3 separate regions of the Homo sapiens genome follow, and all the other regions are linked to region 3. A link is a loop called in an ENCODE intact Hi-C map of the cell type or tissue named here. Cell type or tissue: Caco-2. All regions are shown on one strand.

What was found. Peaks named below come from ENCODE experiments on the same cell type or tissue, not always from the same donor. Only the 100,000 strongest peaks of a DNase experiment are listed, where the experiment ranks them.
Region 1: a loop joins it to region 3, with 5 times the contacts of the local background. A loop is called at or near these places in 20 of 110 quality-filtered maps.
Region 2: it touches region 3 in a loop (18-fold over the local background); 24 of 110 quality-filtered maps call a loop at or near these places.

Annotation. Positions count from the first base shown.
Region 1 is chr4:163,539,980-163,547,979 of GRCh38, forward strand. It overlaps MARCHF1 (membrane associated ring-CH-type finger 1), which reads right to left. Exons shown (of 10, transcript NM_001394959.1): 9 at 5,617-5,764. Among named protein-coding and RNA genes, the nearest start is that of TMA16, 49 kb to the left of the region's middle. RefSeq lists an enhancer at 842-1,341. In Caco-2, CTCF peaks have their summits at 4,622 (motif pointing left) and 4,826; a DNase peak (open chromatin) is centred at 4,582.
Region 2 is chr4:163,045,291-163,053,290 of GRCh38, forward strand. No RefSeq gene overlaps it. Among named protein-coding and RNA genes, the nearest start is that of MIR4454, 44 kb to the right of the region's middle. RefSeq lists an enhancer at 6,688-6,857. In Caco-2, a CTCF peak has its summit at 3,356 (motif pointing right); no DNase peak of the experiment used is centred here.
Region 3 is chr4:163,328,551-163,336,550 of GRCh38, forward strand. NPY1R (neuropeptide Y receptor Y1) reads right to left here and starts at 4,046. Exons shown (of 3, transcript NM_000909.6): 1 at 3,932-4,046. In Caco-2, a CTCF peak has its summit at 4,371 (motif pointing left); a DNase peak (open chromatin) is centred at 4,351; H3K4me3 peaks cover 2,165 bases.

The sequences.
Region 1 (8,000 bases), 210 kb after region 3:
CACAGGGGCATACCTGTAACATCTCACTTTTGTATTTTCTCTTTAAGTCAAATTGGGTAAAGCAGAAGCTCCCAGGTGGGCATTTATAATACAGCTGGAGATCAGGCAAATTGCTTATTTCCTCATCTATAAATAATGATCTCTAAGGTCTCTTGCAGCTTTGAAATTTGATTTCTCAGAGTATTCTGCAAATGTTATATAGGAGATCATGCAACTGGAGACACCTAGAGCATGTCTAAAAGCTTTTTTAAATCAACCAAGCAGCAGAAGAGAACCTGTTTCACTTAACAGTGACAGTGGCTGTGTGTATTTACAGAAAGCATCTCACTCTAAGTTGGAATATTTTGGCTGGGTGCTTAGGGTATGCAGAACTACGAAGTGTGTGTATAAGGAAGGGTGTGTGTGGGTGGCTATTGGGGCCTTGGGGTTGCAGAGGGGAGCGGGTTTTCTTCTTTACTTTTGTCCTGGTTGCTTCTCTCCAGTTGGGTAGATTATTAACAACAACAAAATTGTTTCACATATTTATAACCTTTTTCTTAACTTGTTTTAATGGTAATATTCACCATGAGTAATTATGTGTCATATATGTACATTATTTATATAGCCATGTTTCAATCTATTTGATGCAAGGTAAAGTTCATGTTGTCTGAATAATAAATCATAGAAATAACTTTTAGCAGCTACTCACTCCAACCTTGGTAGTTTTACAAATGAAAAAACTGAGCTTCAGAGTGATTAATCATTGTATTGAAGATAACTAGGCTGGGTGCGGTGGCTCACGCCTGGAATCCCAGCGCTTTGGGAGGCTGAGGCGAGCAGATCGCTTGAGCCCAGGTGTTCAGGACCAGCCTGGGCAACATGATGAAACCTTGTCCCTACAAAAAATTAGCTGGGCACGGTGATTCCCACCTGTAGTCCCAGCAACTTGGGAGGCTAAGGCAGGAGAATCACTTGAGCCCAGGGAGGGGGACTGAGGGGAGGATGTTGCAGTGAGCCAAGATCGCACCACTGCACTCCAGCCTGGGCGAGAGGAGTGAAATCGTCTCAAAGGAAAAAAAAAATAACTAGTCAGTGACCAAGGGAGAGCTAGAACCCTGGCCTTCTGACAACTAGCTCAAGCCAGTGTTTATTCTTTTTGGGTTGTTCTCATCTGCTGGAGTCAGCCACAGCCAGCAAACATTTTTTGAGCCTCTACTAACACCAAGTATTTTCTGAATAATGAGGCAAGGCCTCTGCCCTGGAGGAGCTTGGAGGCTTGGGAGTGAGTCAGCCATGAAAACAAAGTCAATTTGTTATGCTAGTCCCTTATGTATACATTGAAATACTTCTGGGGCAACTTTACTATCTACACCTACAGTCTCTTTAATATTGTAAATTGTTGTAGTTGTTTTTGGTTTGTATTTTTGTTGTTTATACACAGATAATATACTGAAGCATTCTTCTAGACTATGTAAAGATAAGGCAAGAATAACAACTGTTGCCCAAATTAAACTTAGCGATAGGCTTATTTAGGGTGTTAAAGCTCCAAGTACCATATATTTGCTATTTTTTTTCCTGTCATCGCAGGGGAAAGAGAGATGAGGGCTCTCTGTGGCATCATGACTATTTAATCTAAAAGAACAACCATTTACAGACATATGAGGAATTTTTTTTCTCTCCAGGATCATCATTACAGTTCAAAAGATTTTGCTGTTTTATATTCAACCTCAATTCTGGCTGAAAAAGGACAAATTTGTTTCTTTTAAAATATTTTAAAGGTTTTTCAAGATGGATTTAAAATATGTTGACTTCTTTTAAGTTAGGCAATTTTTTCCCAACAACTTTACAAGTAAATTCAGGATCAGCACTCACAGTCCCAATGCCACAGGAAGATTAAAGAAATAACAGTTTATACAGATGCCCACACTCCTCTTCAATGTGCACATTGGAAAGCAGGTTTAAATATAATTTGAACATAAATACAAATGATTCCCTGTATGAAAGTCACTATGGTTTCCATTTGAAATTACCCAAGTTCTAGAGCTGTCCCGCTGGCAAGCGGCTCTACAGGAATTACCACGGACACTGCTTCTTGATACATATCTTGCTTTCTGTTTTGCTTTGGCTCTAAATGCCAAATATAAAAATCATGTCATTTTCAGTTTCCTTTAAGAAACGGACCCTTGATTGTCATGAAGAGTCCACTGGAGGTTACTGTCTGGAATCCTGCACCCACCCACAGCTGAGAAAGAAAAAAATATTTTGAAAACAATTCTAAAAGAAAAATAAGAGGTGGAAAAGCTTAGGTACCAGGCATTCACACTTCATCATTCCTTGTACAGTGTTGACCGGACTACTTGCCTGGTCCCAGACCAGTGTTCAGCACCGGGGAGATGTAGTGGTGAGCAGGACAGAGAAAGCCCCCAACTGCTCTGAGCAGGTGAAGGAAGACAGACAATTAAATGAGCAATTGCAATGGCATGTGGTGAGTTTCACAGTCAGGCACAGCTTCCCTAGCTGCATGATAGAATCATCTAAGGGTGACTAAGTATAAACCTCTGGGGATAAAGCCCAGCTTTGCAGCATTAGGAACATACCACAGGTAATCTACCATGCAGTAAATGTGGAGAAGCCCTGGGGAGGGTAAATGCAGGATGCTATGGGACTACGTGGTAGGGCAGTGACTCTCCATCCTTAGCCAGCATCAGAATCACCTGTAGGCTTCTTCAGTACAAACTGCTGGCCTCCACCATCAGGGTTTCATAGGTCTAGGGAAGCAGGAGGTTAAAAATATGCATTTCTAGTGAACGCCCAGGTGATACTGATGTTGTTGGTCCCAGGACCATACTTTGAGAATCACTGTGCTAGGAATAACGATCCTACTTCAGGGAGCTGTAATGAGTTTCCCAGAGGAAGTGATGTTTAAGGTAAACTGCAAAGGCTGAGTTGGGATGAGGGAGGTGTGTGAGAATATATGAGTGTTTGAGTGTGTGTGGTGGTGGTGGACAAGAGAAGCTGGAAGGAAATGTTTTACAGAGAGAGGAAAGCTGAGCAAGGGCCTGGATATAGATTTGAGGAGCTGAATGAATGTTCGGCCTAGCTGGCTTCAACTAGGTCACGGGGGCAGCATAGTCCCACTGAGGAATTTCGGTTACCTTTTAATGGTTAAGTGGGAATAGGATGTGATTAGATTTGTGTTTTTGTAAATCTGCTGGGATTACATTACTGAGCATGGGTTGGGTTGAAGTTGGCAAAACTGGAGAAAGTCTAGTCAAGAAGCTTCTGCAGTTTTCAAGTTAAAAATATGATAGTTTCCACATGGATGGTAGCCATAGGGAAGGAAAGAAATGGACAGATTCCAGAGGCATTCGAGACAGAGTGAATAGGATTTGGTGATTGATTTAAGGTAGAAGAGGAAGGAGATCAGAGTGAAAGCTGTGTATCTGGGTTTGGCTACTAGATGTTAGTGGTGCCGTTCCCACAGGTGTTAGAGTGAGAAGTGGTAGGGGATTATGCATTGCGACACGCTGAGACTTTCAAACAATCATTCAGAAGATAGGTGGATGTATGGGTTGGAGTACAGTAGGAGTGGGAAATGAATTTGGGAAGTTATCAGCGGGGGCCTACAGAATGAGCAAGGAGACAGAAAAATGGAAGAAAGCATGGAGCCATGAGTTTCTTGGTTTTTGGAGATATTTTTGTGGCTGAAGTTGAGACCATCGTGTTCATTGTAGGGTAAATGATTGCTATTCAGTCACATGTCTTAGAAATGTGGTTGGATAAAATAAATGTAAGAGAGGGGTTTTCTTATGGGTGTCTATGAGGGTCTATGTATACATGACGTGAGATTGCTTCCTCTTCTTACATCTACGAGAAGGGCTCTTAATTTTCTTTCCTTCTCATGTAGCTGGAGGAGAAGAGCTCTGCAGTTTACTACAAAGAGGCCAAGTGAGGGTGACCACTGGGAGAGGGGAGAGACTACATTACCTGGAGGAAATTTGTGGTTCTCAAATGCTGAGCTCTAAATGTGTCATCTAATCTAAGGGTATCATGTCTGCCCTTGATTGCTAGGAAAACACTAGAGTTCTAGGGTAAGACATTGGGTGAAGCGAGGTGGGGATGCCTTTTTGTTTTTCCATCCATATGCGACTGCAGGATGTACAGCACACTGTTTGTTACTTGGGCCAGTACCTATATCAAGAGAGGACATTGGATTTAAAAAAGAAAAAGAAAGTTCTACCCTCAGGGAACTTATTTAATAAGGATGTAATGTGACATTTTAAAATCAAGACTCTCTGAAACAGTACATAATGTAGTTGCAAACAATGTAGTTTGATATTAATGGTATGTAAATGAGTTAATATGGAATAAATAAACACATAAAAACAACCCACAAAACCCCATCCTAACTGTTTTTCTAGCATTTAGACTCGACACGGTAGTGCTTTCATTTTCTTCCAGAAAAGGACAGTGGCACCTGGAACGCTGTCACCATCCCCTCTTTGACGCACAGAAACCCCATCCACAATTCCTATCGTGGGTCCTGGCCTTCCCTTTATCCCCGCAGCCCCTTTCGGCTTTTTGAAATGCTCAGGGCGGTGCACGCTGGCGTGTGCTGCTGCCACCTAGAGGGCGAGTGTGAGAATGGAGCCTCCCCTTCTGTGTTTATGAATCCCCACGCAGAAATGCAGAAGTAACCAACCTTTCTGTGTTTTAATCTCCTCCTTATTTATATTTTTCTTACCTCCTCTCTTTTTTTGTTCTTTCATTTTCTTCCATTTTTTCTCTGGGTGTAGGGATGTGCAAACATTTTTCACAACATTACAAACTCAAAATGTTACTATCTGAACAATGTCTTTTCTAGAGGCATCAGTGGTTAAATACTGTTTCCTGCGGGAGTGTGGGGATGTTTCTCACTGTTTTACCACCAACGATTTAGGCTGGATAAGGTATGAAAACTTATAGGGCCCAATGAGAAACAGAACTGGGTCCTTTCACACATGAAAATAATATTTTATAGACATTGTGCTTTCTCTTTTTGTTTCTGTTTTAAGTGACTTACCCATTTTAATGTGAGAATATGCCTTACTGATTTAGAAACATTTTTCTTTGCAGACTTGACACCATCCTTCACAATCAAACTTCGCATGGCTAAAATGTCAAACCATGGTGCTAACCCACTCTATCAAACTATATAGTACTAACTAAAGAGCTATAACACATTCTCTACTGGAATGCCATCTCCTTCATGCTTTAAAGGAGAGATGACTAGAGTGAATTAAATAAAATGAGAAACCTTCATTTTTACAGCCATTTGCCTTTTCACATCAGGCAGAACTTGATCCTTATTCAGTTCCCAAAAAGCCCGAAGTGGTGTGTGCCATTTGTGTGTAACTGCCACTAAGTTTTATATGGATTTGATGAATTTCACATCTCAGCTTGGGACTCCATATAGTTAATGCTTTTTAATCAGAGTATTTTAATCAATAACATGATTAGGGAAGAATCAATAGCAAATACTAGCTTTTCTAGTGTATCATACATGATGAAGGCCTAACCTGGGGAAATAACTTCCCTATCCACCTCTGAGTATTGTCTTTAGGATCCAAGAGGGTAAGAAGAAAGATGTGCTCTTACCATTGTCATTGCCTTGCTTGATTTCCTCCGCTGTCCGGTCTATCAATACATACAAAGACCAAACCACACAGGTGATCGCGATTACGTGGAATGTGACAGAGCAGAATATTTTCCTCCTTTCACTTGTGGTCATCTGTAGTTTCTCCCACTGCAATCAGAAATGAAGGACACAAAACTGAATTGCAAACTAGGAAATTTTGCTCCTCTTTTATTTCCCAGACACAGATCATGAATGGAAGAAAAACAGTAAATATCTGCAATTTCAGATGACACTGTAATATTCAAATAAGTCTTCATGTTTAGAGAGATATGAAATTATAACCTAGAGAGTTACATATAACTTAAATACATATGTGTGTGTGTGTGTGTGTGTGTGTGTGTGTGTGTGTATTTTTTTGAGACAGGGTCTCACTCTGTCGCCCAGGCTGGAGTGCAGTGGCACAATCTCAGGTCACTGCAACCGCTGCCTCCCAGGCTCAAGAGAACCTCTGCCTCAGCCCCCAGAGTAGCTGGGACTATGGGTATGTACCACCATGCCTGGCTAATTTTTTTATGTATTTGTAGATATGGGGGTCTCACCATGTTGCCTAGGCTAGTCTCAAACTCCTGAGCTCAAGTAATCCACCCCCACCTTGTCCTCCCAAAGTGCTGGGATTATAGGCATGAGCCCCTGTGCCCGGCCTAACTCAGATATATATTAAATTGCAAACAAAAATAATTTTCTATTCTCCAAATGAATTAAATCAAGTCATTTCTGTTTTGCAAGTCTATAGTTTCCTCATCTGTACCAAGAATGAGATAGCTTTAATATTGAACAATTAAAAACTTCCTTTTCAGGATTCTGCCTATCACTTCCTTGTGGTACTAGGTTATACGTAGTAATAGGTAACACTATCTTCTTGGATTATCACACAACTGGACATAGTTTTACATTCTTGAATGTATAAATTTAATAAGTATTTGAATGACCGAATGATACCTGCAAGAGAAAGTCAACATTTTCTGTTCACAACTATTATAGAAAAACAAATTTTATCACTTGGGCGATACTAGAAAATCTGCTGAAGCCTCTTTTAGAGCAACCTTTAGTTGCTGCTACCGTAAGGGTTGTAACTACTGTGACGACCGCTGTCCTTTAATCACACTCCTGAGAAAGTTGAGGGCTGCTCCCTCAGTCTGGGAGAGGAAGAAGGCCGCAAGTTTTATTGAAGTTATGGTCTCCATAAGGGAATATCTCCCATATTTACTTTGAAGAAATAGCCTCTCAAAATATATTTTAATGTCTTTGTAGCTACAGTATCACTTCATTATTATGTTAGGAATTGTGTTTTTATTTTTCTTTGCATTCTTTCCATTAAAAAATTACAGTGATTTTATTAGACGTGAACTGACATGCCAAGCTTTTAATAATCTAGGATTCTTTACATTATTACGCCCTCACTAAAGCAAAATCTTCAGAACTTCAGAAGACCCCATTCCTTCCCCACCTGACCATCCCACATGTGGATTTCAATGCACAACCCAAAAACAAGATGGCGTACATTGTGGTACATAAAGTCCTGTCTCTGCCACCAGCTTTGAGACGTGGTTAAAATCATGTACTCTCTCTGGGCCTCACTGCCTCGTCTTCATGAGGAGCAGATTTCAACAGAGGCTGTGACAGAGGTGGAGAAGAGAATAACCATTCTTCACTTCTTCTGTTAACAAACTAATTCATTAGAGTCGGCATTGTGCCCATCTTAAAGCTGCCTTTCCAACCTTTCTTGGCTCAGGTGTACATTGATTATTTTCCAGCAATGAGATGTGAGCCAATATCTAGTGGGACATTAAGTTTTTGCCTTTCTAATGTAGGTATTGTCCTTTCCTTCATTTTCTGCTCTTTGCTACCTGGAATTCATAATTAAGTGGGAGAGTGTTCATCTTGCAATCTTGAGGAAAAATCTTGAGAACTGGAGTTTTCTCAGCCCAATCAGCAACAGCTTGCCTTTGGCCATCCTGTTGTCTTCCTGATTAAGCCATTATTTCCCAGGTCTCTGCCACTTGCTGTCAAATGCAATTATTGGTAAAAGAATTAAATAGATACTTCCTAGCTTCTCTTCCAGTCTATGGAATAAGAGCCTATAATTTCATTTGCAAGAGAGCATGATACTTCAAGTATGACCTTGATGCTCTAGAGCAGTTTAAACATTTTAGAGAAAGAAATATTTTATTTACAAACACCATCCCTTCCTCTCCTCCTACTGGCCAATCATCATGTAATTTTCCTTGAAGGAGTTTGTTAGAGTTAATTAAAAATTCATTCTTTATCTTGTACTTTGTTTTTTATCAAACTATATTTATATATTATTCCAAGCATAACAAAGGGTAAATATTAATAATGTGAT
Region 2 (8,000 bases), 280 kb before region 3:
TATTGTTATTTTAGCCACCGTATATTCCTATCTTGCTAGATATTACACCCAATTGGGACAAGAACTATATTTATTCCACTCAGTGTCTCAGAGGAATAAATTAATCTTTCCCATTGTTGACTCTGCAATTCAAATCAGCATTTATTTTCTGAGTTGTAAATTGTAAGTCTTCATCTCCCCATACGAAGGACTATAAAACAAAATATGCTAAACCAGGGAGAAGACCAAGAACAAGAGATGTTCTGATACGCATATAAGCTAGACCTGAATCTAAAACCAAGATGTTGGAGGGGAAAAATCCCGTTTCTAATACTCAATCTAGAGAAAACAGGCAAATTGTAAAATAACAGATTGGAGGCACAAGAAACAGAGTAAGGAGACACAAACATAGAGCTCATCTATGGATTTTTCCCATCTCTATAAATTGTGCTACCAAGAGAAGTAACTAAACACCTTCTGATCTACAAATACTGAACCATCTTAAAAGTTTTACATATAAAACTTGAATTCCGTTTTTTAAATCAACACAATGTAAGCAAATATTTTGAAACATTGAGGAGTGACCTTTTCCACACCTCTCACTTCCATCCCGCGCCCATGTGCAATCACTTCTCACCATTTGTTTTTTTTTTATTGTTATCCCCAAAATTCTGAGCTTCTTTCCTATTTCTTCATACACAAACTTTCAACTTCATTTAGTAGCATCCTAATAAAATAAATGGGTTTTTTTTCACTTATAAGATGTCTCACCTTCCCTCCACCTTTTCCAAATACGATAATAGCTGGAAAATTGTAAAATCTGTTTAATTTATATTTCTTGTTCTATTAGCCGTAGACATTTTGTCTTGACTACTTATCTGCTTTATAAGCTGAGATTATTAGCTTCAGCTTATTTCTATGTGTGCTTAAAAAAAGAAATTAAAACTGGCACATGGAAACATGCCTTAAGATGAAGTAAAAATAGAAAACAAAGTCAAAGACTTCTTGTGTATGCTCATTCATAATAGTAGGTTTTTTATTTCTGATTTTGCAAATTGGCTGTTAAAGGAATGCAATGAAGAAAATTTATTTACCTAATATGGTAATGTCTGCAAAAAATTATAATTTTTATGTCTATGAGAGTATGAGATAGAAATAGTAAAACAACTCATTCCTTCCTAATTTTTATTTGTACTTTCAATGTGAAAAGCTGTGTTATCTTTCTCTCTGTATATTTCATCAGTAACAGCGATTTCATATACAAAATACACTCAATATTTATATGACTCTGTCTTCTTTCAAATATAGCTACTCTGGAATTCAGGAGAAGAAACACATATAAAAACACAAAGAAAAACCATGTTAAGCCTATGCAATTGAGGGGATAGATGTGTTTTATGGAGGAAAATATGATGCTGGATCAATAATTGAGGAGAAATTATATTACAAATATTACAAAAGAAAGAAAACAGTGAGAGAATTATCTACATTTTCACCTCATCAGTCACTGCCTACAACTTGTGGCTAAATTTGAGTGAAAAGTTACTATCTAATCAATTCCAAAGCTTCTAAAAGTAGGAGACCTACTGTTATGTAAATCATCACCTGATTTCACAGTTAAATGTGTAAAAGTGAACAGTCTTTCACCAATTTTCTAGGCGACTGTGCTAAAGCTATCTTTAGAGAAATGAAATGTGACAGCAGTATAATTTCATTAGATATGTGGCCTATTTTAAAGCCTGAATGGGGGTAGGGGAGGGAAATAAAAGGGCTATTGTAAAAATTTATGCAGATTATAATAAAGGCAAACAGAGTAGTAGAGAAGTAGAATGTAACTGTCATAGCTGGCTTCCCAGGAGGTGAACTCTGAGATGTAGAATAGTGCTCAAGAAGTGTATTACAACTTCATACATATTCCTAGAATCAACTTTTGGGATGAGAAGGGAAGGAGAGGAAGCTGTATTTGCAGAGGAAAAAGTTTTACTGATGTACACTTGTAATAAGGAACTCTACAGCTGGAATCACCCTTCAGAGACTTCCTGAGTTGAGACAAAGACATCAAACTTTTTTCTCCTCAGGCTTCTCAGGGATGACTGAGACAGCAAACTTGTATAATCCTCTCCCCAGCCCCCACTTCCACATCAACCATGGGTTGGATTCAGGCTGCCCTGGGGAAGGGAGTTGTTGAGGTAAGTTAACAGGAGAAGGTCAATAATTGATCATTATCAGCAGGCATCATTCCCAGCAGCTGGGAGAGTAAGTCCTTCGGTTCTGAAAGGGGAACTGGACAGTGCATCACAGCATCTAATGCCATTTACTCTTTGGTCACTCAGATCCACTTCATGTAAGTTCAGGAAACAGCTCCTCCAGGATTCTGATAGTCCTCTTTTCTTGGGAAGAAACAGAACGGGGAGGTTTGTGGGATGAACTCTAGCGCGCACAGAGTCTCACGACTATTACTCATCTTTTCCTTTCCCTGCTATCCATTCTAGATCCTGCTTGCCTTCAGCTGGTGCCACTGCTGGACTAGGTGGCTCACCTGATGGGCATGAGCCAAATCCTCATCCTTGCAGGCTCTCAGCCTCTGGCCACCAGTTCTTTCTCAGGCAATGACTATTATACCCATTTACACTGAAAACTGGGCAAGAGAGTACCAAGAGACAACCAAGTGGATAGCTAGATGTCAAAGAGATGCCTCCATTCCCCCACTGTGTAATGACACCACGACTTCCTCCTGATAATCTGGGTGTATTATTTCTGCCAGGATGATGAATGCTCTTTAAAGCTGGCAACTTTTCATGTAACTCTTTTAGAAGCTTTTCCCTCTCTGGGAACCAGGATCTCTAAATCTGCAGAAGCCATGATTGTGGCGCTAGAAAGTACAGATGATAGTTAGCAGGAGAATGCTTACTTCTGCCCCTTAGCTCCCAGACCCATGTATTCTAACAACTGAAGACACAGCACCACACACTAGTCCTTGATTTAACTTGCATATTGCATCCTGGAGGATGGCAGCTCATCTTGCAGTGCATCATATCGGGCTTGTGCTTCAGTTGAGCCTCCCATGAACTATGCCATTGCTCTATAATCCCTGCAGGTCCCGGGTGGTATAGTATGTGACAGAACCTGTAGACCTTTTGGTTCATATTTTCATTGGTAAACCTCCTTTCCTGTTAAGTAGGCTCTCTGATGTGATGTTGCATGGGTTACCATATCAATGGATCAGACGCATGTCAGCCCTTGAATATGGGTTTTGGCTAAAGCCCCAAAAGTAGGAAAGGCAAACCTGGAGCTGAAAAATGTAACATATTTCCATCAAAATTAATTGTTTCTCCTCAGGGTAGAAAAAGAGCAATGATGCCCACTTGCCACCAGGTGGCTGCTTCATCTTCTGAAGACCAAGGTCCTCCCCATCAGTTACCATTGTAGGCAGTTGGGACTTTTGGCAGCGGCAATGGCTAGATCAGATGTGCAGCAGTTGTCCCTTAAGTGCAAGTTTGCTTTCCAGGGTCTTCGTGGCCTGTGGTACAGAGAGAGGGAGACCACATTCACATAACTTTCCTTACAGTATATTGTTATAATTATTCTATTTTCTTAGTGCTGTTTTTAATATCTTACTGTGCCTAATTTATAGACAAATCTTTATCATAGATACATGTGTATATGAAAAAAACAGAGTATATACAGGGTTCAGTACTATTCACAGTTATAGGTATCCACTGGGGGTCTTGGAACATAGCCCTCACAGATAAAGGGGGACTGCTATAGTTAGGGGGGACCTGTGCTGTTGGACTTTATATATATGGTCTCCATCTCTGCCAACAAGGTCACTGTTTCTGTGCCCACTGGGCCAGTGCTGGTGTGGCCAATCACCCAGGCTGGTAGGGTCAACTGGCTGAGCCATTCGTTCTCTTGGTTGTTCAGTGCTTCTTCCATCATGGGTGCTCTCTGGTTGGTGTTGACATGAGATACAAAGATCTTGCCATGGCTGTATCATTTCATTGTCCTCACTAAGTACTACTATCAGATCCATTTTCCTCAAACACTGCTTTATTTAAGTTATCCTCCTCGTTTAAAAGCATCAAAAGTGTTCCCCTTTTTCCTAAAGAAAAAATGAAACCAAAATTGTAAAACCTTCTCTAACCTTGTTCTAATTAACCTCTCTACTCCATACACAAAATATCGATGCAAATCGGAATGGTCTACATATCATCCCCCACAAATACGCAATTGGATTGCTTCTTTTGTGCTTTGCCCATACCATTTTACCCTTTTGAAAAGCTCTTCCTTCTCCTATTCATCTTTCAAAATGATCTAGATGAAAATATACATGGTAATCTAAGATCCGGCAGTGATCTCTCTCCCCTCTAGATTTTATCTTGAGAATACTATGGTGCATAGAGCACCCTATTAAAAATTCTTTGCATATAATCTCTCAGCCACTCTCATATCATTGTTCTGCTTTGTAATTTACCTTCCCACACAATTAAGTCATTTTTCTAGTCTGTCTAAAGTGTAAATAATTTGAGGGAAGGTAGTATGTTGGCGCCGTATGCACTATAGTGCCCAGTAAATCCTGAATCAATGAATGTGAAAAAATACCTGCTGGAAGGTAAACATTTGTGCCACTTTCTCATTGAGAAAGAAGCCCTCCTAAATGCAGGATTTATACCATCCTGGAAATGGCAGCACTTAACATAATGCCAAATTATGTTCCATTCTAGGCCTATTTGTACCAACAGGGGGTCTCAGTACATTCACTGTGTAAAAAGGAAAGCTAATTCTTACAGTGTGGGATTCATGCAGGTCTTTTGTGTAAAAAAGAAAGTAAAAGCTAATATGATACACATATAATAGCAATGAAAGCCTGGGTAGCACATTACCAGCTAGAATCACCAGGTAAAACACCCCCAGTGGTAAGTAATTATTCAGTGAACACCAAGCATTGAAGGCAGCATGCTAATGAAATTTTATAATCATAGCCATATTCAAGTAAAGCACCAAATGCCTGAAGATCAAGTCATTCATATGAAAGCATCTTTCCATCTTGGTTGCCAAAATAATTGTGAATTTTACTTTTTTAAAAATTATCTTTTGTTTCTAAATTTTTCAAGAGTTGAAGCTATTGAGTTTATTACAGTTCACCACTCAGTCACATCCTTTTAATGCTGCTAGGAATTAGGATCACATGACTCCACAAAATAACATTATAGGACCAGAATCTAGAGCAGTGACTCAAGTAGGAGCGATTTTGCTGCACACACCACCACTCCACTGCAGCCAGAAGACATTTGGGAATGTCCAAAGACATTTTAGTTGTCACAACCTGATGGGGGAGATGCTTCTGGCATCTAGTGGGCAGAGGCTGACATGCTGCTAAATATTTCACATTGCACAGGACAGCCTCCCACAACAAAATATTTTCCTGCCTAAATATCCATATTGCTGAGGTATAGAAAACCTAATCTAAAATGAGGTCCTTTTTTTTTTTTTTTTTTTTTTTTTTTGAGATGGAGTTTCACTCTCGTTGCCCAGGCTGGAGTGCAGTGTCCCGATCTCAGCTCACTGCAACCTCTGCCTCCCGGGTTCAAGCGATTCTCCTGCCTCAGCCTCCCAAGTAGCTGTGATTACAGGGGCCCACCACCACACCCAGCTAATTTTTGTATTTTTAGTAGAGATGGGGTTTTGCCATATTGGCCAGGCTGGTCACAAGACGTGCTTTTTTTTTTTTTTTTTTTTAGGTTGTTTTAGTCAAACAACCTAACAAAAGGAAGTGCATCTTTCCTCTAGAAGTAAGAGATTAAACTGTGGCTTCAGTTTAAAATTAATTTATTGTATATAAAGACAAGAATAGATTTAAGAGGCAGTGATAACAAAGTATCATCTAAAATTTTGTCTAGAAATTTTGTATTGTAGCCAAGGTAGATCATACCATAAAGCAATGTGGAATTAAAACCACAGTGAATTCTGCTTCAGTTTCTTGTATTCTATGGACTTTAAGAGTTGCAAAATGACTTCTATTACCACAGTTGAAATGACATGGCATATTTTGAAGTTATCTGCTTCCCAGGGCTGGATATTAGGCAAGACATCGTTACCATTGCCATGTGGATCCTTTAAATGTATTCCAACCAAATGGTTTCCAGAACCTGCTGTACTGTAACTCTTTCTGTATTTACAGCCTTTTCATCTCTCCTTGCCTCTTCCATTCATCAAGTGCTCTTAGCCTGACTTTATGCTTTCAGTGTGTTTGAAGTACACAGATGTAGACCCAGCATCTGTCTGCTCTATTCTGTAACAGAAAGTGTTCTCTGCTGAAGTGACAATCCACAGAGTAACTACCATGAGTTAGTTTCCCAACAATTCACTAGGGCCTTTCAATAAAAATAGTTACATATTGTTCTCAAAATAAGAAGTGATATTTCTTCTAATAACTGAACAGAAAGGGACAGGTGGAGTCGCTAGTTTCCATTAGTAGCAAATTTTGTTTCATTAGTAGCAAATTTTCTCAAAGTTCGTAGCACTAAGATATTTAAAGAGAAAACAGAAGGAGAAACACACCAAAAAAATTGTGTAGTGTGGCTCACAGTACACACAATGCCCATTAGTAGTAGTAGCAGCAGCATTAAGACAGGAGCTCGCTCTGTCTCCCATTACTATTAATAATAATTAATGACAGGTAAGAAAACATTTCATGGTATGGGGAAATCATATTGCTTTATATATGAGAAATTTGTATCGGATATAAAAATAAATGAGTTGTTGTGTTTCTCCAGTGAAAACAATAATAAAGAAATATTCAAACTAAAAACACATTCATTTTTATCCAAGTTTGTCATGCATTTTTTTTTTCTTTTTTTTTTTGAGACGGAGTCTCACTCTGTCACCTAGGCCAGTGTGCAGTGATGCGATCTTGGCTCACTGCAACCTCCACCTCCTGGGTTCAAGTGATTCTCCTGCCTCAGCCTCCCAAGTAGCTGGGATTACAGGTGCCTGCCACCACGCCCAGCTAATTTTTGTATTTTTAGTAGGGATGGGGTTTCACTGTGTTGGCCAGGCTGGTTTCTAATTCATGACCTCAGGTGATCCACCCACTTTGGCCTCCCAAAGTGCTGGGATTACAGGCATGAGCTACGGCCCCCAGTCTGTCATGCATTCTTATGCTAAATAGGGAGTAATGGTAGAATGTGCTGTATTTATTCATCTAGCATTTGTGGATGTACAGTGCATGAAACTGATAGGGAAGGCATCACCATGAAGTAGTATGAAGCAATTTTATTTTAACATAACAAATGGCAAAATAACCAGATAAAGAAAAGAGCAGAAAGAGCTAATTTTTCAAAAATCGAGATAATACCAGCTTTTAGTCATATAGTTTGATGAATCCCTAGATGTTGATGATAACTAAAATGGAAAATGGAATATCTTAGCAGGCCAGCACCTGAACTCTGTCAAAGGTGTGCTCGTGAATATTTGTAAGATGTTTTTATTAGTGCTTGCCTCCGTTATAATGGTTGAAATTGCTAAAGGAACTTCAGCAAAATCAGAGAACATAAAATTTCCTATGGAAAGGACTCCTAGGATCCTAACTGTACTGTAGGTTTTAGGTGGTCACACAAAATACCTTAGAATTTCACCTATAATGGAAAAGGATTATTTTTAAGTCAATAGACAAACTTATAGTCCTTAATCCATTACTAACTAGATAAATGCCTTGAGGAACTCAGATAATGTGTCTTGTTTCTGATTTCTTCACATGTAAAATTCAACTATATTTAACAAATATTTATTGAACTTGTCCTAGGAAGTGGATGGATGTCAGCAACATGAGAAAAAAGAAGACACAGTTTGTCTTTCTTGCTCTTCAATTATGACAAACTCTGTTTGTCTTTTGAGTATTGTGAAGTGAGATAGTTGATTAAAAGATCATACTAAAAGTATCAAAAGGAAGAGATAAGAGTTGAAACAAACAGAGGTGCTGTCCTGTTATCAGAGTGAGAGCCACCTGTGTCATTTATTAT
Region 3 (8,000 bases):
AGTACCAACAGGTGAATGAGGACCCTGGTTTGAGACACATGAGAGACAGAATACTAAGTACATTCCCCAGCCTGACACATTAAGACCTCTGCATTATACCTCTTGTCCACACTTTACTCTAATAATCCCAATGTGAATACACTGCTCTAGGCAGGTGAGTCTGTTCACAGTCTACCAAATATAGCTCTGCGTCTCCACCTCCGCCATTCCTCTTGCTGGGTGTTCTCTCTCTCCCACCACCAATCCAAACTCTACCCATCTTTCAAAGCACCATTTAGTCCCTAGAATCCTTAGTTGGCTCCTCTCATTTTTAATATAACATCTTTGAGGTAGGCATTGTGCATACTTCATAGTACCTTGCAAGTATTAGACTTAGAATAAAACTGTGTTGACTGATATAACTGATGCATGGTTGGAATAGTAGGTTCTTGGGTAAATTAATCCTAACATCAATAGCTCAATTCCATCATAGTCCTTGAACAGGCAAAATGTATGCTAATCACAACAGCCGTACTCCTAGGTCATGTATATAGGGGAAAATGTTACACTTTATATAAAAATATTATTTCTGAAAGAAAATTTATTCATTCAACAAATATTAATTAAACATTTATTTTGTGTTAGGCATGGTTTTACTGGAGATAATGTGACCTTCTCACTGTGTTTCTAGTCTTGTGGGCAGAGAAAGACAAGAAAAAAATTAGTAAAAGATATAGTATGCTAGATGATAATACATATTATGAAGTAAAACAAAGCAAGAAAGAGGGACTGGGGCCGGGCGAGGTGGCTCACACCTGTAATCCCAGCATTTCGGGAGGCCGAGGCGGATCACCTGAAGTCAAGAGTTTGAGATCAGCCTGGCCAACATGGTGAAACCTTGTCTCTACTAAAAATACAAAAATCAGCCAGGCGGAGTGGAGCACACCTGTAGTCCCAGCTACTCGGGAGGCTGTGGCAGGAGAATTGCTTGAACCTGGGAGGCAGAGGTTGCAGTGAGCCAAGTTCAGGCCACCGCACTCCAGCCTGGGTGACAGAGCAAGACTCCGTCTCAAAAAAAAAAAAAGAAAGAGAAACTGGGATTTGGGGGAGCTGCAATTTATTACTTGACTGTAAAAGATGGCCTCTGACTGTCTGAGAAGAAGGCATGTAAGTTAAGACCTGAGAGGAGTGGTGAGTAGGGAAGCTATGCAAGTATCTCAGGGATTGCATCCCATATGGAAAGAACAAAAATCCCTAAGGCCCATGTGTAACTGGTGTGCTAAGTAGCAATAAGAAGTAGGATAAATAAGGGAGGGACTCTTAGGAAATTAATTAGGAAGGCTAAAGAGGGGGGTACAGACTGTAGAGCCTTTTTTTTTTATGGTCTGTGCCTATAATCCTGAGAGAGCTGGGGAGCCTCTGGAGAGTCTTTGGCAAAGGTGTGAAGTTTTATGACTTTTGATTTAAAATTACTATTCTCGCTGCTGTTTTCAACACACTCAAGGAAAGAGAAGAAATGGGGAGATTCATTAGAAAGCTAGTGCAATAATTTTGGCGAGAAATAATAGGGACAGAGACCAAGATGTATACCATGGAGAAAAAGAAACAGAAATATTCTATCCACTGACTGATTTTGGCAAAAATGAATACATATAAGAATTCACACAGACATTAAATTATTGCAAAGTACAGGCTACAAACATAGCTTTCTTACAGATGAGTTCAGGTAAACGTACTGAAGCTCTAGCCTGATACCTTTGAAATTGTATTTAATAGGCATGCCCAATGAGGAAGCATTTTTCTTACTAGGTAGAAGTTAATTTAGCTATAGAGAAAATGAAAAGTTTATTTTTTTAAGGTGTTTTCAAGCCTATTTTACTAAGTGCACATTTGATAGTTATTCCAGTTGTGTAAACCAATTCTGCATTGGATAAATGTGTATTTTCAGTTTACCTTAGTGTAATTTCAAGAAAGAATAACTGTCAGAAAATAACAATACTAAGAGAGAATTTACACACTTTATCTTTGCAAAAGAAAATAATTTGATATTTACTATTCTAATATAATTTGTAAAATAAGCTATGCAACTGCAGAAACTGCAAAAATTAAAGACTGTTAAATCTCAGTGTAGCTGCCATGTGCATATAGAGACAAAACAGACATTACATACATCACCAGTTGGCAAATTAGCCCCCTTGCAGAGGGAAATTTCCTCTTCTTTCTTTCCAATTAGAATGCTGGCCTTTCATTGCTTGCTCTTCGCAGTGCTGTTACTACTTGAAAATACAGCTCCCTGATCATAACCTGCTGCAGATACATTTTTTCAAATACTCAGGATTGGCTGGCTGTTCACCTCACTTGTGTTGGAAAAGAAATGTCAGCCTTGTTACATACAGCCTCCCAAAGTTACTGCTAGCTTATCTAAATGAATTACATAATTCTCTGCTCCTTCCTTGCTGGGGAGGGCTTGTTCAACAGACTGCTGCCTTAAGACAATAAAGACTAATAAAGTAGTAGTCACGGAAGAGCACTCGGTCTAGTCCTGGGTGGGGAACCTGGTCGGGTTAGCTTTCTGCTCCCTCGCTTGCTTCGCCAGAGAGCCGGCCCAGGGTCGAGAACAAACAGCTACTGCTTTTCTGTTCCAGACCTGACAGACAAGCTCCACATGTCCCCTGCCTGTGTGTGCCATCCCGCCCGTCATGCTTTCTCATAGGATGGGGAGTGGGGGAAGCAATGCGTGCTCTGTGTGTGTGTGAGTGTGAGTGTGTGTACATGGAAACACACTCTCTTTTGCTCCTCTCCCCTAGGTTTTTCCTGTGCTCCAGAAGTTATCAAACAACGAAATGGGAAATGGGACATGTTCAGTCAAAATTCCTGTTGGCACGCTTACCCACCCACCTTTTTCATATTGCGTAACTAGGTGAATCGCCCGAAATTTACTCCATTCCTGACTCCCTACTACACACACATACACACACTCTCACTCTCTCTCTCTCTCTCATCAAAAAACCTTTCTACCAGTGATAAGAGACTGGCAAAAGAGAAAAGATATAAACAACCAAAACCAAGCAGATCCCAAACCGAAGTCAATTCTCTCTCTTTGGCCCAACATCAGACCTTAAAACATTCTTATCTCTCCAGTCTACCTGGGAACCAATGGCACACCCTATCAAGACACCTCCACCTCCTGTCCATTCCCAATCTCCTAACCCAGCCACGTTCCATCATTACTTTTCTAAAAGAAAGAGCTAAAGAGTTCCCTGATTAGAACTCCGATGATTAAAAGCTTCGGGTGTCTATCGGGGCGCAGCGCCACACTCGAAGCGCCCGGTACTGCGGAGCGCGGCTCGATTGCAGCCGAGAAGCGCGGAACCCGCAAGTGGGGGTGGGCTTGCGCGCTGGGGTCCGCGCCGAGGGCTACTCCCACCTCCGCCAGCTCCCAGCCCGACACCTGCCGCGGGACCCGTGCGACGCTGGGCGACGCGCCAAGCCCACCCTTCTCCGGCTCATCCCAGCCAGTTACTCCGCGAAAACTCCGGTGCGGCCAGAGCCAGCGCCTCCAGCCAGCTCAAGACACGTAAGGAAAATGAGCGGGTGTGGGATAGGCGAACTCGGGCGCCTTCCCAGTGCCTCGGCCTTTTAAAGAGAACCGGGGTAAAGGAAAACTTGGATCCCCATCCAGAAATTCCCCGGGAGCAGGTGGTGGGAAAGCCCGAACTCCGCGTAGGGTACCCTCTCCTTTCACCCGCGTCGTCCCCATACCCTTCGGCAGGAGCCCGCGAACGGTCCGGTGATTTGGAGCAACCTGCGACCTGCCTGCACTGGAGACCCCACCTTGGTCCCCCAGAGCCAGTTTCGGACACTCGCATCGTTTTTCTTCCCCTCTCATCCTTCACCTTGTCAATGAGAGATTTCGCAGAAGTCTCTGGAAAGGCATAAACTCGCAACTTACCCTCTTTGGAATTTGTCTTTTTCGCTCCTGCTTATTAAAGAAGGAAGGGTGGGAATGGAAGGGAGCAGAGTGGGGAAGATCCGCTGGTATTTCTCCTGCTCAGATCCTAAAGATTGATGAAGCTAGGAAGAGACGCCTCCTTAAAGCCGAACTCCACCTCATCCCGGATCACGTGACGGCGTCCCGCGAGTAGCGCCTGAAGCTCCCCCAACCCCACAAACACCTCACAAAGGTGCACACCTCGGGGAAGCATTGCCTAGGAATTTTGGAAAGAAAAGCAATCCAACAGAAGCCACACATTATTCGACACAGACCTCCCGCGCAGGGGAAAGGAAGCCCTAATCCCCACAGTCCTCGACTCCGGGGAAGGCAGGGCAGTTTCCCGAGGCTTGAAAAAGTCGGTGCCACTGTGCTTTTCTTTGTTTGCAGGTCAGTGCCATCTTGTGGCCGAAGTCATACCCGGCTGGAGAGCTCGAGCGCCAGCCCAAACCAGGAATCAAAGGGCTCGCTGGGAAACATGAAATTCGCCACAATAATGGCACTAATATTTTCTTTTGCTTTCTTTTGTGACGCTCAAATAACTCTCACGCCAGTGCCGAGAATTTGTTTTCCTCACTTTATAAGTGAACAAAGAGAAGACCTTTAAAAAGTCAAAGCAGTCAATCGGCCCTCCTTTCTTTGGCCCACTGAGAAAATGCATTAAGTCAGATTTGTTCCCAGCGCTTAGCTGCTTTTTAGTTTTTTTAGGGGAGAACCATGAGCTGAATATTTCCCTGGTGGTCGAAAAGCGTCAATGCAATTTTCTCGGTGATTAGTACTACAGTACTGAACATTATGAAGAAAAAAATAGAATGTACACCGAGTACGTTGAAGGCGGCCAAACCCATCATGGTGCCCGATGATTCAGGCCAATTACTGGCACACTGATCTTAGATGTTTTACCTGATTCTATTCTAGTTTCAAAAGTCAAAGTTGTAAACACACACATACACACACACACACACAAATTATGTAGACGATGAACTGATGCAAATGAGTAGAACTTCTTCCAAATAAAATTGTTAAAAATAAGAAGTCTTTCTAATAAAGATACAGGGCACTGCCCAGAGAATTTATAAAGATTTCATTAGAAAACAATTCTAATGGCAGTCTTTCTTCTAATTAAAATCAAAATAAAATTCCAAGACAAGTGGACTCATCTGAACTTTATACTGTTAAAAAACGTTTTCTTTTTCTGATTGTTAGGCTGAATAAACATATTTAAGGTTCAGTATAAGCTCATTTATATAGATAGTGATGAACACAATCTCTGGATGTTTTTCCAAGAAAGCTTTCCAAAATATGTGTCACTAGACATATTTTTATATAGTTGGAAAGGCATTGTAATTAAGAATTAAAATGTCATGATTATGTAATGATTGTACTATTAGTGTATAACAACAGATATAAGCATACATATAAAAATCTCTAATGGTTAAGCAGAGTAAAATGACAACAGATTCATTTATACACACACACACATATACACACACATACTTTTTTTTTTAACCAAGGCACAATAATTTTTACCAAGGCACAATTTAGGAATTTCAACTCTTTCAGGGAAGAATAACTAATATTCATTCAGGTTTCTATGCATCCTCTGTCTACTCTATTGCCTTAAGTCACATTCTGTTCTTAGAAGGAAGTTTTCCCCATGGTTTTGATCATCAAATTGGCTATCTTTAGCCTGCTATAAGAATTACAAATGAAGTAATTTAATTCTCTACTAAGAATATATTTTTATGTAGAAACTATTATTATGTCAGCAAATATTTTGGACTTGAGAATATAATTTGGACTCAGGTACTATGCTTTCTCTATTTCCCAAGAATACTAATAAAGGCATGTCTGCCAGAGTTCTGAACTATTATGGCCATTGTATTTTATCATTTTATTAACTCAATTTTTATGAAGTGTTCTCCCTAAGGAAAATTTGTGAAACTGCATTCTTGAGTTATTAATGTCAGATACCAATCTTTGAAAGATCATTGGTCTCAAGGACTCTTTTCTATGACAACTTTATGATACAAAGAGAAGTTCTGAAATACTCAACAGTGGCTGGGGGCGGTGGCTCACGCCTGTAATCCCAGCACTTTTGGAGGCCTAGGCAGGTGGATCATGAGGTCAGGAGTTCGAGACCAGGCTGGCCAACATAGTGAAACCCCGTCTCTACTAAAAATACAAAAATTAGCCAGGTGTGGTGGTGCGCATCTGTAATCCCAGCTACTCAGGAGGCTGAGGCAGGAGAACTGCTTGAACCCAAGAGGCAGAGGTTGCAGTGAGCCGAGATCGCACGACTGCACTCCAGCCTGGGCAACAGAGCAAGACTCTGTTTTGGAAAAAAAAAAAAAAAAAAAAAGAAATGCTCAACAGCAAAATTATATAATTCTTTAGGAATACCATTTACTAGGATTCTTTCCAATGTGAAAAATAGAGAAATTAGACATGGTCCAATGGCCAAACACAACATAAAATTCTCCAATAATGTAATCTTATAGAAGATTTAAAATATGCAAAGTAGTTTGAATTTCTTAGAAAATACTTATTAAAGAGTTTCCTCATTCCAATTTTAAGATCATATATTTTTCTACTCTTCAGTGAATAATCAGCTGCCTACTTTCCTATCTGGGATTCAAACTAGATAAAACTTCATCTTTGCTAGGGAGAATTTTTTCTTTATTTCTGTGTATTTCTTTCTGTAGTTTCATAACAGCCTGACCTATAAACCAAGGGGAATTATGTTAATGACCTAATCTCATGCTCTCTTGAACAACAGTCTTGCTCTGTGATATAAACTGAGGGATAGGATCTACTCATTAAATTTCTGTAAATCTAAGTTTTGTATTCTAAACAATGGAACAAACTTATGGCCTGGCTCAGCCTTTAAATTCCATGATTCAGTAACTGCTTAAATAAAAGTGTGACAGTATGCTTGCTACTGGAATTGAAACACACTAATTACTAGTCTTCTGAGGAATTTCTGCTACAAGAGTTAAAGTTTCTGAAATGCTATCAGGCCTTGATACAGGTAAATTACCATGAATTGTCACTCAGAAGAAACTTAATAGGCATTAATACTACACGAGAAAACTGAAATGTATATGACATTGATAAGGGGGTAATTCCATGGGGGTAGAACTATGATGAAGCACGTCAGTGAATCAGTTCATATTCTATGAATTGATTTTGTGTCAGGATTTTCCTTCTTTCTGTGACTTACCTGCTGCATTTCTTTGGATCTTTGACGCCCAAGAATGTAAAGCACAATTTTATTTTATGGACCACCAAGAAAAAAATGCTTTCAGTAAAGCAATGGCATACCATCAATAGCAAATGAATATTAAAATATTAAAATGCTTTTTAAGCCCACATTTTAAAGCCAATGAAATATAGTTGGTAAAGAGTTTTGACTTAATCAGCACAATCAAATAGTCAGTACAATCATTTTATTCATCTGACTTTTGGAGAGCATTAACTAGCAGAAAAAAAGTGATGATTAATTTAGTTAAAAATGTGAGTATACAAGTGCACAGACAATTCAATGATCTCCTTTGTGCAGAAAACACACAATACTATTTGTGGATTTTCTCTTGATCTTGATTTGAAATGTGAATGCCTTTCAGTAAAGTTCTCATTTTGTTACATGGGCTGCATATTTCGGGGCATTTTTAAAAACTCTGTCACAATAAGGCTCTAGACAAGTAGGATCTTAAAATTTAGTAAATAGCCAAATCTTTTTCTGCATGCCTTATACTTTCAGATACCCTTTAGACATTCAAAAAAAAGTGTAATGTTATATTACAAAACCATAACATTATGTTTTTACTATATGATATAATGAAAGGAGCTTTGCCACTGTTACTATTACTGTTTTTAATAATTATTATTACTATTCCCTTCATATATTCTTTTGAAGAGACAAAATAAAAATAGCTGGCAAAAAGAATAAGTATGAATGCCACCACAACAGCTCTCATCATCTGTGACAAACATCTCTACTTGGTCGTCTTGCCCCTGACTCCCGCTC